2 separate regions of the Homo sapiens genome follow, and region 2 is linked to region 1. The links are chromatin loops, found by intact Hi-C in ENCODE. Cell type or tissue: B cell. All regions are shown on one strand.

Region 1 (8,000 bases):
TGTAATCCCAGCACTTTGGGAGGCCAAGGCAGGGGGATCACAAGGTTGGGAGTTTGAGACCAGCCTGATCAACATGGTGAAACCCCATCTCTACTAAAAACACAAAAATTAGCCAGGCATGGTGGCGTGCACCTGTAGTCCCAGCTACTCAGGAGGCTGAGGCAGAAGAATTGTTTGAACCTGGGAGGTGGAGGTTGCAGTGAGCTGAGATCCCACCACTGCACTCCAGCCTGGGCAACAGAGTGAGACTCTGTCTTCAAAAAACAGATTAGGACACTGGAGAGACACCAGCAGCAAGCGTGTGCAGGCACACAGAGAGAAGATCATGTATGTGAGGACACAGAGAGAAAGTGGTTATCTGCAAGTCAAGAAGAGAGGCTAAGGGAGAAACCAAACCTGCTGACACCTTCAGCCTGGATTTCTGCCCCCCAGAACCATGAGAAAACAAACATCTGCTGTTTAAATCCCTCCATCTGTGGCATTTTGTTATGGCAGCCTAAGCGGACTTGGACAGTGAAGTCGCCCTCTCAGGGAAGTTCTTTCCCAGCCTGCCTCTTCAGCATGATCTGCTTTTCCTTCATCACTTATCACAATTTATGAAGAATGTCTTATTTGGGTGACTGCATGACTACTGTCTATAGCCCCTTTCTCAGCATACAGACTCCAGGGGAGCGAGGGGACATTCAGGTTCTCCATTGCATCTCCAGGAGCTATGCTATGTTTGCTGGTCATCTAGGGGTGTTCAATATTGTCAAACGAAAGCCTTAGGTATTATTTTGTCCACAATAGAAATGAGGAAACTGAGGCTCAGGAAGGTTAAATAAATGTCTTAAAGACCACAAAGTATGGCCAGGTGCGGTGGCTCACACCTGTAATCCCAGCCCTTTTTTTTTTTTTTTTTTTTTTTGAGACGGAATCTCGTTCTGTTGCCCAGGCTGGAGTGCAGTGGTGTGATCTGCAACCTCTGCCTCCCAGGTTCAAGCAACTCTCCTGCCTCAGCCTCCTGGATAGCTGGTACTATATAGGTGCCCGCCACCACGCCCGATTAATTTTAGTATTTTTAGTAGAGACGAGGTTTCACCACATTAGCCAGGGTGGTCTCGAACTCCTGACCGCAGGTGATCCACTTGCCTCGGCTTCCCAAAGAATCCCAGCACTTTGAGAGGCCAAAGCAGATGAACCACCTGAGACCAGGGGTTCAAGACCAGCCTGGCCAACATAGCAAAACCCCGTCTCTACTAAAAATACAAAAATTAGCCAGGTGTGGTGGTGGGCGCCTGTAGTCCCAGCTACTTGGGAGGCTGAGGCAGGAGAATCTCTTGAACCCGGGAGGCGGAGGTTGCAGTGAGCCCACATGGGGCCACTGCATTCCAGCCTAGGCCACAGAGTGAGACTCCATCTCAAAAAAAAAAAAAAAAAAAAGCCACAAAGCAGCTAAGTGGTAAAGGGAGTCTGGAACCCAAGCCTCTAAAGCTCTAGCTCCTAACCATGCCTTAACCCTTGGATTCTGCAATGCACCCATTCTCTCCACAGACCTGTACTGAGCACCTATCATGTGCCACGCACTCTGTCTCAGAATTGGGGATGGAGCAATGATGAAACAAATTCCTGTCTTCATGCGGAGAGGGACATCAAATAAGATAAAGAACTAAATTAAACGGTTTATTAGAAGGTGATACATTAAATGCAATGGAGCAAAAGGAAGGGAATGGGAATGCGGGCTTGGGGGAGTCTGATTTGCAATTTAAAACCAGGAGGTTGGTGAAAGCCTTTCTCAGTGAGGAACATTTGAGCCAAGTCTTGGAGGAGGTAAGGGAGAGAGCCCTGGGGATAACTGAGGACAAGTTCCAGGCAGAGGTAAAGGCAAGTTCAGGATCCCAGAGGCAGAAGCAAGCCTGGCAGAATGGCCACTGTGGCTGGTGTTAAGTGAGAACGGAGACAAGAAAGGAAAGGTCTAGAACAGAGGCCTGGCCGTGTGGAACACTTCTAGCCATGGTAAAGGTTTGGCTTTTACTCTGAGACAGGAGGCCTGGTAGTTTTTGCACAGAGGAGGCACATGATATGACTTTTAACAGAATTACTGAGGTTGTTATGTAAACACAGACTGACGGGGTGGGAGCAGAGGAAGGACCAGCTAGGCAATTACAATAATCCAGGTGAGAGATGGGGGCTTGGTCTAAGATGCTGTTAGTGGATACCGGATTCTGGGGAAAAAAGAAAAGCCAATAGGATCTGCTGACAGATTTGACACGGGATGAAGAACTCTAAGTTTACAGCCTGAGAAGCCAGAAGGATTTTTCTTGAGGATGAATTCCAGGCTGGAGCTATAAGGAGGGGAGTCATCAGCACATAGTCTTTAAAGCCATGAAACCCGATGAAATCATCAAGAGATTAAGCGAAAAGAAAGAGAAGTCCAAGGAGCCAGTGCTGGGGGTACTGATACATTTAGAGGTCAGGAAAAAGAGGAGAGGCTAGCAAAAGAAACAGAGAAGGTGGGGCAGGGATGGAGGAGAAAAACAAGCGTGTGCACTGCCAAAAGCCAAGTGAAGAAAGTTTTGCGGAGGAGAGGGTGATAAACTGTATCAAAAATTGCTGATAGAGCAGGTAAGAGGAGGACTTGGGAGAGACTGAGTTTGGCTGGAGGGAGTTCAACAGAGTGGGAGGAGAGAGCTGGACAAAGAATATATACACTCTTCCAAGGAGTTACGGTATTCAGAAAGCGAAGGGATGGGGTGGGAGCTGGAGCCACCACAGGGTTCTCAGGAAGGGGGAAATTACATGTTTATATGCTGATGGGAACGATCCCTTCGAGAAGAAGTTAAGGCTCAAAAAGGTCAGGTTATCCCGGCACCAGTCTGGTCCAAACTCTTCTTCCCACCCCTAAACTACTGAAGTGATACATTTAAGTCTTCCCAGCCCTCCTGCCTTACACGAAATCCGATTAGGGCAGTTTGCATTTTTACTTTAATGGGGACATGTGATATTTAGCACCTTCGGTCAAGACGCCCCTCAAATAGGTTTTCGGGCTCTGCGTCCCAGCACGGCCTCCCGCGCGCTTTCGAAACGTCACCCTTGTCAGCTGTCCAGTTTTCCTCCAATCCCGCCTCGGGGGCGGGGCTGGCGCACCGTCTCTACAGCAACGCCTTAGCCAGAGGGTGCTCAGGTTTTCGGGACCGCGCGTGGCGCTCTCAGATGACGTCACACACCCGCGGCGCTTGCGTGACGTAAGCCCTGCTCAGTAAGAAGGCTCCGCAGGTCGGCAGGTAGGAAGAGCACTACCTCGCACACTGCGCATGCGCCACCTCGGGTGGCCTCAAGGTTGCTGTCGGGAGTTGGGTTTGAGGTCGGCTCCCTCTGGCTGCTGTCTCTTTAACCTGAACTAGAGAAGTCCTCCGCGATGCTGCAGTTTCCCGCTGGCTTTCTCGGAGCCACCTTGCGGGCAGATATCCGAGAATCAGAGTTCATTCTCTTCATCTTGCCCATCTCTTACCTCTGCTGGCGAGTTCTTCGTTGCATCCCAGTCTGAAAGTGCTAGTCGAACTCCCAATTTGCTGTTGCCCGCAAGCTTCCTCTAGCAGGTCATCTCCCTTCGAAACAGATGCTTTCAAATCTTGTGTCCTGGAAAGATTAGTAACCGTGCTCTTTAGCACTGGTGTTTGTAAGGGTAACCAGGCTACAACTGAGGACCTGAGAATTTCGGCTTTGAATCAAGTACTTGAGCTTTTACGTGCTAGGACCCGTGACTTTTGTTCACTGCTCGTGACTCTTTCTGTCTTCTTTCACATTTTTAGCCAGGATCCAGTTGGCCTTACTAAGTAAATGACCTCCAGAAAAATGAAGTATCGGCCAGGCGTGGTGGCTCACACCTGTTACCCCAGCACTGTGGGAGGCCGAGTTGGGCGGATCACTTGAGGCCAGCCTGGCCAACATGGTGAAACCCCGTCTCTACTAAAAATACAAAAATTAGCCAGGCGTGGTGGTGCACGCCTGTAATCCCAGCTGCTCCGGAGGCTGAGGCAGGAGAATCGCTTGAACCCGGGAGGTGGAGGTTGCAGTGAGTCGAGCTGGCACCACTGGACTTCAGCCTGACCGACGGTGAGACTCCGGCTCAAAAGAAACAAAAACAAACAAACAAACAAAGAAAAATAAAGTATCACTGTTCTAAAACTTAGAATTCCTTTACGTATTCATTGGCTGACATTGATTAAGCACCTATGCTTTTTTTTTTTTTTTTTTTTTTTGAGACAGAGTCTTGCTCTGTCAACCAGGCTGGAGTGCAATGGCGAGATCTCGGCTCACTGCAACCTCTGCCTCCCGGGTTCAAGCAATTCTCCTGCCTCAGCCTCCCGAGTAGCTGGGACTACAAGCACCCATTCTTTCCTGGATACTGTGCTGAACCTGGGGGCTACAGTGAGGATGACATCTGTCTCTGACATCATGGCACATTTAGGTGGTTAATTCAAGAAACATTGAAGTCCCACCTGTTTGCTAGGTACAGTTTAGATTATAAATGCTCATTGAAAGAATGAAGTGTGAACTAAGATCTAGCATGAGGCTGGGATTCGGTTTGAATTGAACCTTGGCCCTGCTCCTTAGGCGCTGTATGAGCTGGGGTGACTTCTGAACCCTCCTGCACATCTATTTCATGATTCATAGAAATGGGCATAATAATGCCTACTTCCTTAAGGTATCATGAGAGTTAAACCTCATGCTATGGTTTGGGGAGTCTTTTGTTTCCACTTCCTTATGATTCTTCCCTTCAGAAAAATGAAAAATTAAAAACCCTGTTTTCTCCTTACGCAGAGAACACCACCACTAATGGGAAGACTGCCCCCTGACCGGCACATGGCCTCAGCATTCATCCACAGATGCTCCTCAAATTGTTTTAAAAACAGCTTTTTTTAAAAGCTGTTTGTCTATGAAGATTAAATGAGTTAATAATATAAGCAAAGCACTTTGCATGGCTACTGGGCACGGTGGTTCATGCCTGTAATTCCAGCACTTTGGGAGGCCGAAGCAGGTGGATCACCTGAGGTCAGGAGTTCAAGACCAGCCTGATCAACATGGCGAAACCCTGTCTCTATTAAAAATACAAAAAAAATAGCCGGGCATGGTGGCACGTGCCTGTAATCCCAGCTACTTGGGAGGCTAAGGCAGGAGAATCGCTTGAACCTGGGAGGCAGAGGTTGCAGTGAGCCGAGACCTCGCCGTTGCACTCCAGCCTGGTTGACAGAGCAAGACTCTGTCTCAAAAAACAAAAAAACCCCAGCTTTTGTCCAGAGGTTGCTTTTTGTGGGTCTGTACGCTGAGGCCAAGTTCTATGTAAGCAGAGCCCTCCCACCTCACCTCCAAACAATGCCTCTAAACCATCACAATCTGAAAGGAAAATAAATCCCTTTCTTCAATGGTGACCTGAAGCTAGCCAAGGACCGGGTGCTGGCAGGTGGCCTGCGAGACTGGGTCGGATCCCGGGTTACTGTCTGAGGAGGGATGCCGTGCTGTAAGGGTTGGGGAGCCAGTGTCTGGCTTCCTTGTCACCACAAGACCTGTGGTTTCCAGCTCTGTCTGCATCCAGGTCCCACTAACCAACAGCAGGAGAGAAAACAGTTGTGCACACAGGCGGACGCGCACACGCGCACCTGGCCCCCCAGACGTGCACAGCCCTCAGAGGAAGTGGAGCACCAGATGTTCTGGGTTTCCTGTTCGACGCTTCCACAGCTGGTCGAGTCTGTGGTTGTGGTTTGTCTGTCTCGGGCTCATGTGAGAGACAAAAGCTGGGCTGACGGGAAACCTCTTCTCTCGGCCCCCACTCCCCAGCTCTGACTGATTAGGAAACCTGGCAGGTCAGAAATTTCCTGAAACACCCAGAGCTGGATTCTCCCAAGAAGAAGCTGAACCCCCAACTCCCATCCCTGAGGAGCAGCCCCTGGGCTGATGATCAGGACTTACAGAACCTGGGGCGATGGAAACCTCTACAAATATCCCATTTAGAAAGACCGCCAGCCCTGCCAACAGAATGAAACGGAGGCCAGGTTGCTATGGTCTCTACTCCAATGCCTGACATTGAGCCGCTGCTGCAAAACACTCAGCACATGAAGGAATGAATGAGGAACAGAGAACTTCACCTTTGGGGGTTGGGTGTACAAGCCCCAACTGGGCCCCAAGTCCCATAAATAGCTTTGGATTCCAACATACAAGCATTTGACGCAGCGAGGTGCTGCCGACTTGCTCTGTGACTTGGAGCAAGTCATTTAGCCTCTCTGGGCCTGGTGTCCTCATCTGCAGAATGGAGATGATAATATCTACTTCACAAAGGTGTGAAGGCCCTGTGAGACACCGCATGTGGATTTCCTCGACATTGTTTGCCCATCGTAACTGCTCCAGAGAGGCTGGGCTCCCTTTTCTCGTTGCAACACTGCTGTTTATTTCAGGAGATACTCTAAAAGGGAAGCAAGCTAAAACAAAGAACAACCAAAAACACTGATCCCGGGACAACTGCCCGGCAGGACAGCAGAGCAAGGGTACTTGGTGCTCTTCGTTGGGGGGATGTTGGGAGAAGGGGCTGGAGCCATCCCAGGGTCTCCAGGCTCTGGAAGGGAGCACCCCATGTCCTCCTCTGGGTGTGGAATAGGGTGAGTGTCTTAGGGGTGGAGAGAGAACAGGCAGAGTGTGCTCTCACCCCTTAGCTCTGTAGTGATTTTAATGATTAAGGCTACTGTTCGGTCTGCATTTGGACCTGAGCAACAGGGACCCCTGCCCAGAGGTCCATCCTTCAGCAGCGTGCACTGCATCCCCCTCCACTGCAGCTGACTCTATGAGATGAAGCATCTGTCGCTCAGTGTAGCCATCAGGTCCACTGCCCCTGAAATATGACTGACTAGGTTCAAATGTTGACTCTGACACTTAGAAGCTGTGCCACCTTGGGGCAAGTTACTTCATCTCTCTGTGCCTTACTTTCTTCCTTTATAAAATGGGTAAAATAATAACCACACCATCGGTTGTCTATGAAGATTAAATGAGTTGATAATATATGCAAAGCACTTAGCATGGCTACTGGCACAAGGGTCAGTAAACGTTAACTGTTCCACACATGAATGTGTTTGATTCTTATAATGCCCCATGGGTAGATTCTGTTATTAGCTCTGTTTTACACATGAGAAAACTTAGGCACAGGAGGTAAAGTAACATTTGCAAGGTCACACCGTTAAGTAGCAAGGCTGAGGCTTTACTCCAGTTCTTTTTTTTTTTTTTTTTTTTGAGGCATCTCACCAGGCTGGAGTGCAGTGGCACAATCTCAGCTCACTGCAACCTCTGCCTCCCGGGCTCAAGCAATTCTCCTGCCTCAGCCTCCCGAGTAGCTGGGATTACAGGTGTGCACCACCATGCCCGGCTAATTTTTGTATTTTTAGTAGATACGGAGTTTCGTCATGTTGGCCAGGCTGGTCTCGAACTCCTGACCTCAGGCGATCCACCTGCCTTGGCCTCCCAAAGTGCTGGGATTACAGGCATGAGCCACCACACCTGGCCTCCAGTTCTTTCTGACTCTGGTATGTGTGGCTTCACACTTACCCCCAGTTGCATTTTTTTTTCTCTCCTGGGAGTCCTCCACCACCTTCACCCCACCCCCACCCCATCCCACCCCCACCCCATTGATGCTAAGCCTCTCCCTGCTGTCCAGGATCTCACCACCTGCAACCTCCAGCTGGATTTGCCTTTTCAGTTCAAGGTCTTGACTCTTGACTGATGTTTCCCCGCAAAAGCTGACATTGCAGAGTGACTTCGTACAAGCCATTGTTCCTGGCTGGGAATCACCCGAGTTCATTCATGAGAAGGTCCCGAGTGATCTAGGACTGTTTGTATTTTTACCCAAAGAAATGAGTCTTTTGGGATAATTTCAGGCACAAAGAGCAGTCTGGCAGGGGAGACATTTTTTATTTGTTGCTTTAGTTGGGGAAGTAAGCCTTTGGCTCACCTCTAAATTCCCACTGCTCCCCTCCCAC
Region 2 (8,000 bases), 550 kb after region 1:
GACTGCCGACCTCCCCCTGAGACTATTATCACATCCATCCCAAAGATAAAGGCGCTGGGGCCCTGAGGGAGGCCATGCTGAGCTCTTTGATGCCAAATAGAGATGCTTTCCTCTGATGCCTGCTGAGACAGACTTTCCAGAAGTTGTTCTCCCTCGGCTGTCACTTGGGTGCCCCTTCATGACCTCTGCCCAGGGGAACTCTGCTCCCAGCTTCCCCAGCTCCCCTGGGCCTTCTTGCTTAATCACCTCCCCTTTACTCCTCTCATTTGGACACCCTGAGGAATGCCAACCTAGCATGACTTGCCAGCACATATACTAAAAAAAAATTGGAATGATACAGAGAAGATCAGCATGGGCCCCGCGCGAGGACGTCATGCAAATCTGTGAAGTGTTCTGTACTTATAATTTTTTTATATATATTTAAAAATAAAATACGGCTGGGCACGGTGGCTCACACCTATAATCTCAGCACTTTGGGAGGCTGAGGCGGGAGGATCAAGAGGTCAGGAGATCAAGACCATCATAGCTAATACGGTGAGACCCCATCTCTACTAAAAATACAAAAGCTTAGCCGGGCGTGGTGGCATGCGGCTGTAATCCCAGCTAATCCGGAGGCTGAGGCAGGAGAATCGCTTGAACCCGGGAGGCAAAGGTTGCAGTGAGCCAAGACTGTGCCCCTACACTCCAGCCTGGGTGACAGAGAGAGACTCTGTATCAAAAATAAAATAAAATAATATAAAATAGGCTGGGCGAGGTGGCTCATGCCTGTAATCTCATCACTTTGGGAGGCCGAGGCAGGTGGATCACGAGGTCAGGAGTTTGAGACCAGCCTGGCCAACATGGTAAAACCCTGCCTCTACTAAAAATACAAAAAAAATTGGCTGGGCGTGGTAGTGGGTGCCTGTAATCCCAGCTACTCAGGAGGCTGAGGCAGGAGGATCGCTTGAATCCAGGAGGCAGAGGTTGCAGTGAGTCGAGATCGCATCAGTGCACTCCAGCCTGGGCAAAAAAAAATGAGACTCCTTCTAAAAATAAAAAAAAAAAAATCATTTTAAAAAGCAAGGGAATAGACCAGGTGCGGTGGCTCACACTTGTAATCCCAGCACTTTGGGAGGCTGAAGCAGGTGGATCACGAGGTCAGGAGATCGAGACCATTCTGGCTAACATGGTGAAACCCCATCTCTACCAAAAATACAAAAAATTAGCTGGGTGTGGTGGCGGGCACCTCTAGTCCCAGCTACTCGGGAGGCTGAGGCAAGAGAATGGTGTGAACCGGAGAGGCGGAACTTAAAGTGAGCTGAGATCAGCCACTGCACTCCAGCCTGTGCGACAGAGTGAGACTCCGTCTCAAAAAAAAAAAAAAAAAAAAAAAAAAGCAAGGGAATAATAAAACACAAAATTTAGAATAGTGGCTACCTCTGGGGTCAAAGAACATACAGGGGACCTAAATGACATTACTAATGTTCCATTTCTTTTTTTTATTTTTTTGAGAAGGAATCTTGCTCTGTCGCCCGGCTGGAGTGTAATGGCACACTCTTGGCTCATTGCAACCTCCGCCTCCCGGGTTCAAATGATTCTCCTGCCTCAGCCTCCCGAGCAGCTGGGAGTACAGGCATGTACCACCACACCCGGCTAATCTTTGTATTTTTGGTAGAGATGGGGTTTCACCATGTTGGCCAGGCTGGTCTTGAACTCCTGACCTCAGGTCATCCACCCGCCTTAACCTCCCAAAGTGCTGGGATTACAGGCATGAGCCACCGCACCCGGCCTCCATTTCTTTTTTCTTTTTTTTTTTTAACTTTCCATTTCTTTTCTTTTTTTAACTCTTGTTGCCCAGGCTGGAGTGCAATGGCATGATCTTGGCTCACTGCAACCTCTGCCTCTTGGGTTCAAGCAATTCTCTTGCCTTAGCCTCCTGAGTAGCTGGGATTACAGGCATGTGCCACCACACCTGGCTAATTTTTTGTATTTTTAGTCGAGATGGGGTTTCACCATGTTGGCCAGGCTGGTCTCAAACTCCTGACCTCAGGTGATCCACCCCCCTCAGCCTCCCAAAGTGATGGGATTATAGGGGTGAGCCACCATGTCCGGCCCCATTTCTTCCTTTGAGACAGGTCTTTATCTCCCAGGCTGGAGTGCACTGGTACAATCATAGCTCATTGTAATCTTAACCTCCTGGGCTCAAGTGACACTCCCACCCGAGTCTCCCAAGCAGCTGGGATAGGACTACAGGCATGTGCCACATCTGCCTAATTTTTTAGTTTTTACAGAGACTGGGGTCTCCTCCATGTTGCCCAGGCTGTTCTGCTGTTCTGGAACTCCTGGGCTCAAGCAATCCTCCTGCCTCAGCCTCCCTAAGTGCTGGGAGTACTGATGTGAGCCACTAAGCCTGGACTCTAGGGTTCCATTTCTTTCTTTCTTTCTTTTTTTTTTTTTTTTTTTTTGGAGACGGTGTCTCGCTCTGTCATCCAGGCTGGAGTGCAGTGGCGTGATCTCGGCTCACTGCAAGCTCCGCCTCCCGGGTTCAAGTGGTTCTCCTGCCTCAGCCTCCTGAGTAACTGGGACTACAGGCGCCTGCCACCAAGCCCAGCTGATTTTTATATTTTTAGTAGAGACGGGGTTTCACCATGTTGGTCAGGCTAGTCTTGGAACTCCTGACCTCGTCATCCGCCCGCCTCGGCCTCCCAAAGTGCTGGGATGACAGGCGTGAGCCACCGCGCCCAGCATGGTGTTCCATTTCTTAAGCGGGATGTGGGTACACAGAGATTTATATACGCTTTATGTAGTCTCTGGTGTACGTGAAATACTGAGTGATGAATACCAAAACCTCATGATCTGTTATGAGGAGGGACCATCCAGCTACATCCCCTTCTGCACTCATCTGGTATCTTACCTCCCCAGAGCTCCTTATCCAACCCTGAAGTTCCCTATCTGGCTGGAGACCCTCTTTCACAAAGATCCCTTTCTCAAGCTGACCAGTGATTTTTACACACGTATCACAGGGAGAATCAGTAATCCAAGCGAGTTACAGGTCGTAGCAGATTCACTCTCCCTTGATCCCGGCCACCTGCAGACACCATGCATGTGTTACCTACAGTGCTTCAAGGTGTGGTATTCTGATAGCTTTGGACAGTTATTCCCCACCTGCCCACCACCAATAAAACTTCTCAACAAGCTTACAGCAAGTGAGAAATAATAACTAAATGCAATGCCGTTGTGCTGACTACAAGCAAATGTGAACCCCACAGCCTGCTAACAAAGCCTAAGGAGCTATGGAAACAGGGAGGGCATTTGGCAGCCTGTGAATTTTGAAAAAGATTTCAGGACATCTCTAGTAATCATTAACATTTTAGCTACAATGTGAGGTCGAAGTGCTGGCTCAGAATGTGGCGCTGCAGCCTCCAAGAATCTTGCAACGGCAGCAGTCCGGGATCATGTTCGGCCTCTGATTTCCTGCTAGATTTACTGGTTCTGGCCACAGCAGAGTATCTTTATCTCTCTAACCATTTTTATGTAAAATAAGATTGTTTGGAGCCCTTTCAGGGCCACGCCTTAGAATTGCTCTGAGAGTACCAAGTGCCTGATTTCTTAGAGTCCTTACCAGTAGGAGATGTTGGCTGTTGATTTAGCTGCTGAGTCATGGGGCTGGGGATAGTGGTTTTCAGTAGCCAAAAACGTTAGTGTGTTGCTGGTGAAATCACAAACTCTGCTTGCAAAATTTTACTCTTTTTTTTTTTCTTTTTGCTGAATTTAATCCTAAAGTTCTTGCTTCTTACTCACTGGAAAGCAAATACTATGGTCTCAATAGGCCTTAATTTTTAACCAACGCCATGGAAACCTGTCTGTAGCTAAGAGGATAAAAATGCTAGGGGTTAAGGAAGAAAAGCAGGTTTTGCAGCTGACCAGAAGAAATAATTAAATTCAAGTACATATTTGAACACCTCTTTACAAGGAAATGAGGAAAATCAGATGTTTTAGTTCTCTTACAGACCAGCAGTAATGTTGAAAAATATAAAAGTAGCCGTAACAGAAAACGAAGTGATCATCTCAGCCCTCCCTTGGAGTGGGGGGATATATTGCGGAGCTGAGTTTTAATGGCTATCAGTTCTTGATCAGAAAAGTGAAATCACTCCAACTCCTTCCGTATTCCACGGAATATGACCCGTCTTGAACTTTGAGAAATTCCCCGGGTCTGTGTGAAATTCCAGTTCCAAATAATTCACATGAATGGTTCACAAGAATCCAGGTAGGTTTGATCTAGTTCCCTAGATGGGAATGAGAGGGATGTAAAATTTGAGAGGCAACATGACATGGACTAGAGAGAGAATGAATTAACACTGGGGAAGCACGTGGGGGCGCGCCGGACACCTAGAAGGCACTCAAAAAGTATGAGGTAGAATTAAAGGAAAGTGAACCTTCCTTTGGCTGTCTCGGCCTGATTCTCACCGCAGCAAGGAGAAAGGGACAGGGTCACCTTGGCGGGTGCCAGGCGGAGCCCGGCCAGACGGGCGCGGCTGGAGGGCAGCGCGCAGGCGCAGGCGGCGCACGTGGCCCCGGACACGCAGCGCTGCGGCGGGGCCAGCGCCCCAACCCCGGAGTGGGGCCGAGGCGCGCAGCCTCTCAACGACTCGACGCCAACGGGGTCTCTCGGATCGCGGCGCGAGGCAGGAGGGGCGGGGCAGGAGGGCCGCGGCAGGCCCGGGCCGCCAAAGTTGTCAGCAAGGTCGAGGGCCGGACGTGGGGCCCCAGAGCGACGCTGAGTGCGTGCGGGACTCGGAGTACGTGACGGAGCCCCGAGCTCTCATGCCCGCCACGCCGCCCCGGGCCATCCCCCGGAGCCCCGGCTCCGCACACCCCAGTTCGGCTCACCGGTCCTATCTGGGGCCAGAGTTTCGCCCGCACCACTACAGGGCCGCTGGGGAGTCGGGGCCCCCCAGATCTGCCCGCCTCAAGTCCGCGGGACGTCACCCCCCTTTCCACGCTACTGCAGCCGTCGCAGTCCCACCCCTTTCCGGGAGGTGAGGGAATGAGTGACGGCTCTCCCGACGAATGGCGAGGCGGAGCTGAGGGGGCGTGCCCCGGAGGCGGGAAGTGGGTGGGGCTCGCCTTAGCTAGGCAGGAAGTCGGCGCGGGCGGCGCGGACAGTATCTGTGGGTACCCGGAGCACGGAGATCTCGCCGGCTTTACGTTCACCTCGGTGTCTGCAGCACCCTCCGCTTCCTCTCCTAGGCGACGAGACCCAGTGGCTAGGTAATGATTGGGGAAGGGCTGAGCAACGGGCAGGCGGCGCAGGGCTTTTCTGGGCTTGTGGGGCTCTTTTCCCTCCGAGGGAGGCGGCGCGCCCGCAGGCCCAGCGTGGCGGGGTCGGGGGCACGTGCAAGCCGCCTCCCTGGGTGGGAACTGGCGCCCCCGCTCACCCCGAGGCCCGGGGCGGGGGCGCAATGCCAGGCGCACGTGCTGGGCCCCCGATTTCTTTGGAGGGGAAAGTGCAGATCAACACGTGATTACCGACTGCGGGGCCGAGTCACTGTCAGGGAAGGTCGGGAGCTGCACACGCGAGCTGCTTAGCACAGCGGGAGTTGGGAGTGGAAGTTGCTTTTCCATCGTAGCCAAGTGTAAGGTTTTTGGGATAGACGCAGACTTAGCGGCGGTGGCCACTCAGGCCAGGCCCTTCCTAAAATGGAGGAGGGCGGCGATAGTGGAGATGGCCACGAGGCTGCGGCCCCCTCCCCCACCGGTAGCCCCCGCCTCTCGCCCGCGCTCGCGGCCCGCGCTTCTGCCTAGTAAGCGGTGACTCATTTAACTCCGAGAAGGCACCTCTTGAGGAACCTACAGCAGAGCCGTTAGATCATTGGCAAGTCCTCCAGGCGACCTCGCCCAAGTTGGGCAAGAGCGGCTCCCCGGCTGGCCACCAAAAATCGGGCCTGATCTGATTTGGTTTTTTTTTTTTTTTGAGTTTTGCTATTGTTGCCCAGGCTGGAGTGCAATTGCGCGATCTCGGATCTCGGTTCACCGCAACCTCGGCCTCCTGGGTTCAAGCGATTCTCCTACCTCAGCCTCCCGAGTAGCTGGGATTACAGGCATGCGCCACCACGCCCGGCTAATTTTGTTTTTTTTTTGTTGTTGTTGTTGTTTTAGTAGAGGCGGTGTTTCACCATGTTGGCCAGGCTGGTCTTGAGCTCCCGACCTCAGGTGATCCGCCCGCCTCGGCCTCCCAAAGTGCTGGGATTACAGGCGTGAGCCACCGCGCTAGGCCAAGAAGGATGTATTTTAAGAAAGCTTCCTGTTCAATGTTCCCCTGCTCTGTGCGCTTCTCTGGGCGGTAGGGTCCATTGCTTCACTTGCCTTTCAGGCCCACCCGGGCCCTGACTGCTCCATTCATTTACCGTGTCCCTAATTCGGGGTTCCATCCAGGCAGCTAAAAAAGCTGTGAATGGTCCGGGCGCGGTGGCTCACGCCTGTAATCCGAGCACTTTGGGATGCCGAGGTGGGCCTCCTCAGGATCACCTGAGGTCGGGAGTTAGAGACCAGCCTGACCAACGTGGTGAAACCCCGTCTCTACTGAAAATACAAAAATCGACCAGGCGCGGTGGCTCACGCCTGTAATCCTAGCACTTTGGGAGGCCGAGGTGGGTGGCTCACGAGGTCAGGAGATCGAGACCATCCTACTCTACTAAACCCCATCTCTACTAAAAATACAAAAAATTAGCCGGGTGTGGTGGTGGGCGCCTGTAGTCCCAGCTACTCTGGAGGCGGAGCCTGCAGTGAGTCGAGATCGTGTCACTGCACTCTAGCCTGGGCGAAAGAGCGCGACTCCGTCTCAAAAAAAAAAAAAAATCACCTGGGCGTAATGGCAGGCGCCTGTAATCCCACCTACTCGGGAGGCTGAGACAGGAGGCTGAGGTTGCAGTGAGCCAAAATGGCGCCATTGCACTCCAGTCTGGGCGACAACAGCGAAACTCCGTCTCAAAAAATAAAAAAAAAATCACACTTTATTTTCACATCCTAAGACGTTTGTCTTTTTTTTTTTTTCTGAGACGGAGTCTCTCTGTCGCCCAGGCTGGAGTGTAGTGGCGCGATCTCGACTCACTGCAAGCTCCACCTCCCGGGTTCACACCATTCTTCTGCCTCAGCCTCCTCTCCTGACCTCGTGATCCACCCTCCTCGGCCTCCCAAAGTGCTGGGATTACAGGCGTGAGCCACCGCGCCCGGCCAAGACTTTCTTTCGTCTTAAGTCACTAAAATGAAAACAAAAGTACTGAGGCACCCTAATAAAATTGCCTTTAAAAGTATGACTGAAATACTCAAAGTATACCACAGTGGTGGCCTGGAGATGGGGCAGGGGGATATTGACTGGAAATGGCCTGAGATAACTTTTTGCAGTGATGGAAATGTTACTCGGGTATATAATTTGCCAAAACGCAAAATTAAATCTAAAAATATGTTTAAACAAATTTGCCTTTTTGGAACCTAGTAAAAAGTAAGTACCTTTTTTTGGCTAATGAATAAAACTCCATTGTTACATAGACAACAAAGCCACAGAAGTGACTTCAGTAAATAATTTTGAAAGTTAAAAACCTGCCACTTGCCACCTCAGGACATTCCAGAGAAGATGTTGGAGGGGAGCCCAGGTAGATAATGGCTTTAAACACTAAGTTCCTCTCACCCACCTCAGTTCTATAAGTTGTTCAGTTAGTTTCTTTGGAGAGCGCCAAGGAAAAAAGTAAGAATGGGTTTTTCTTTGAGGAATTGGTATTTGTTGTTCATTGCTGGAAATTCTTGTATTTTTTTTTTTAAGGTGGTGTTAAAGGAAGCCCCTTCCCTTGAAGTATCCTGGTGTTCAAAGAATCTTTCCTCTATTTACAAATTATAAAACCCCGTTGGGAAGAAATAATTAGATGTCATTATTGGCTGGTCCTGGTGGCTTACCCCTATAATCATCCTAGCATGCTTTGGGAGGCCAAGGCAGGGGAGGATCGCTTGAGCCCAGGAGTTTGAGA

Evidence for each region. Hi-C counts contacts between places; a loop is a spot of excess contacts. Peaks named below come from ENCODE experiments on the same cell type or tissue, not always from the same donor. Only the 100,000 strongest peaks of a DNase experiment are listed, where the experiment ranks them.
Region 2: a loop joins it to region 1, with 24 times the contacts of the local background. A loop is called at or near these places in 2 of 110 quality-filtered maps.

The regions. Positions count from the first base shown.
Region 1 is chr1:9,424,185-9,432,184 of GRCh38, reverse strand. It overlaps LINC02606 (long intergenic non-protein coding RNA 2606), which reads left to right and starts at 3,189. Exons shown (of 2, transcript NR_104622.2): 1 at 3,189-3,263; 2 at 4,804-7,091. RefSeq lists enhancers at 2,944-3,033, 3,094-3,323, 3,822-4,456, 5,842-5,891. In B cell, CTCF peaks have their summits at 3,303 and 3,506 (motif pointing left); DNase peaks (open chromatin) are centred at 3,194 and 5,684; H3K4me3 peaks cover 2,327 bases; H3K27ac peaks cover 4,465 bases.
Region 2 is chr1:8,875,830-8,883,829 of GRCh38, reverse strand. It overlaps ENO1 (enolase 1), which reads left to right and starts at 5,144. Exons shown (of 12, transcript NM_001428.5): 1 at 5,144-5,250. ENO1-AS1 (ENO1 antisense RNA 1) reads right to left here and starts at 4,995. Exons shown (of 2, transcript NR_038351.1): 1 at 4,870-4,995; 2 at 3,945-4,265. It also overlaps the pseudogene RNU6-304P. RefSeq lists enhancers at 1-346, 4,529-5,120, 5,121-5,714, 5,715-6,307 and silencers at 4,421-4,670, 5,391-5,440, 5,651-5,770. In B cell, CTCF peaks have their summits at 4,195 and 4,394; DNase peaks (open chromatin) are centred at 5,049, 5,749, 6,464, 7,250 and 1 weaker place; H3K4me3 peaks cover 3,024 bases; H3K27ac peaks cover 3,033 bases.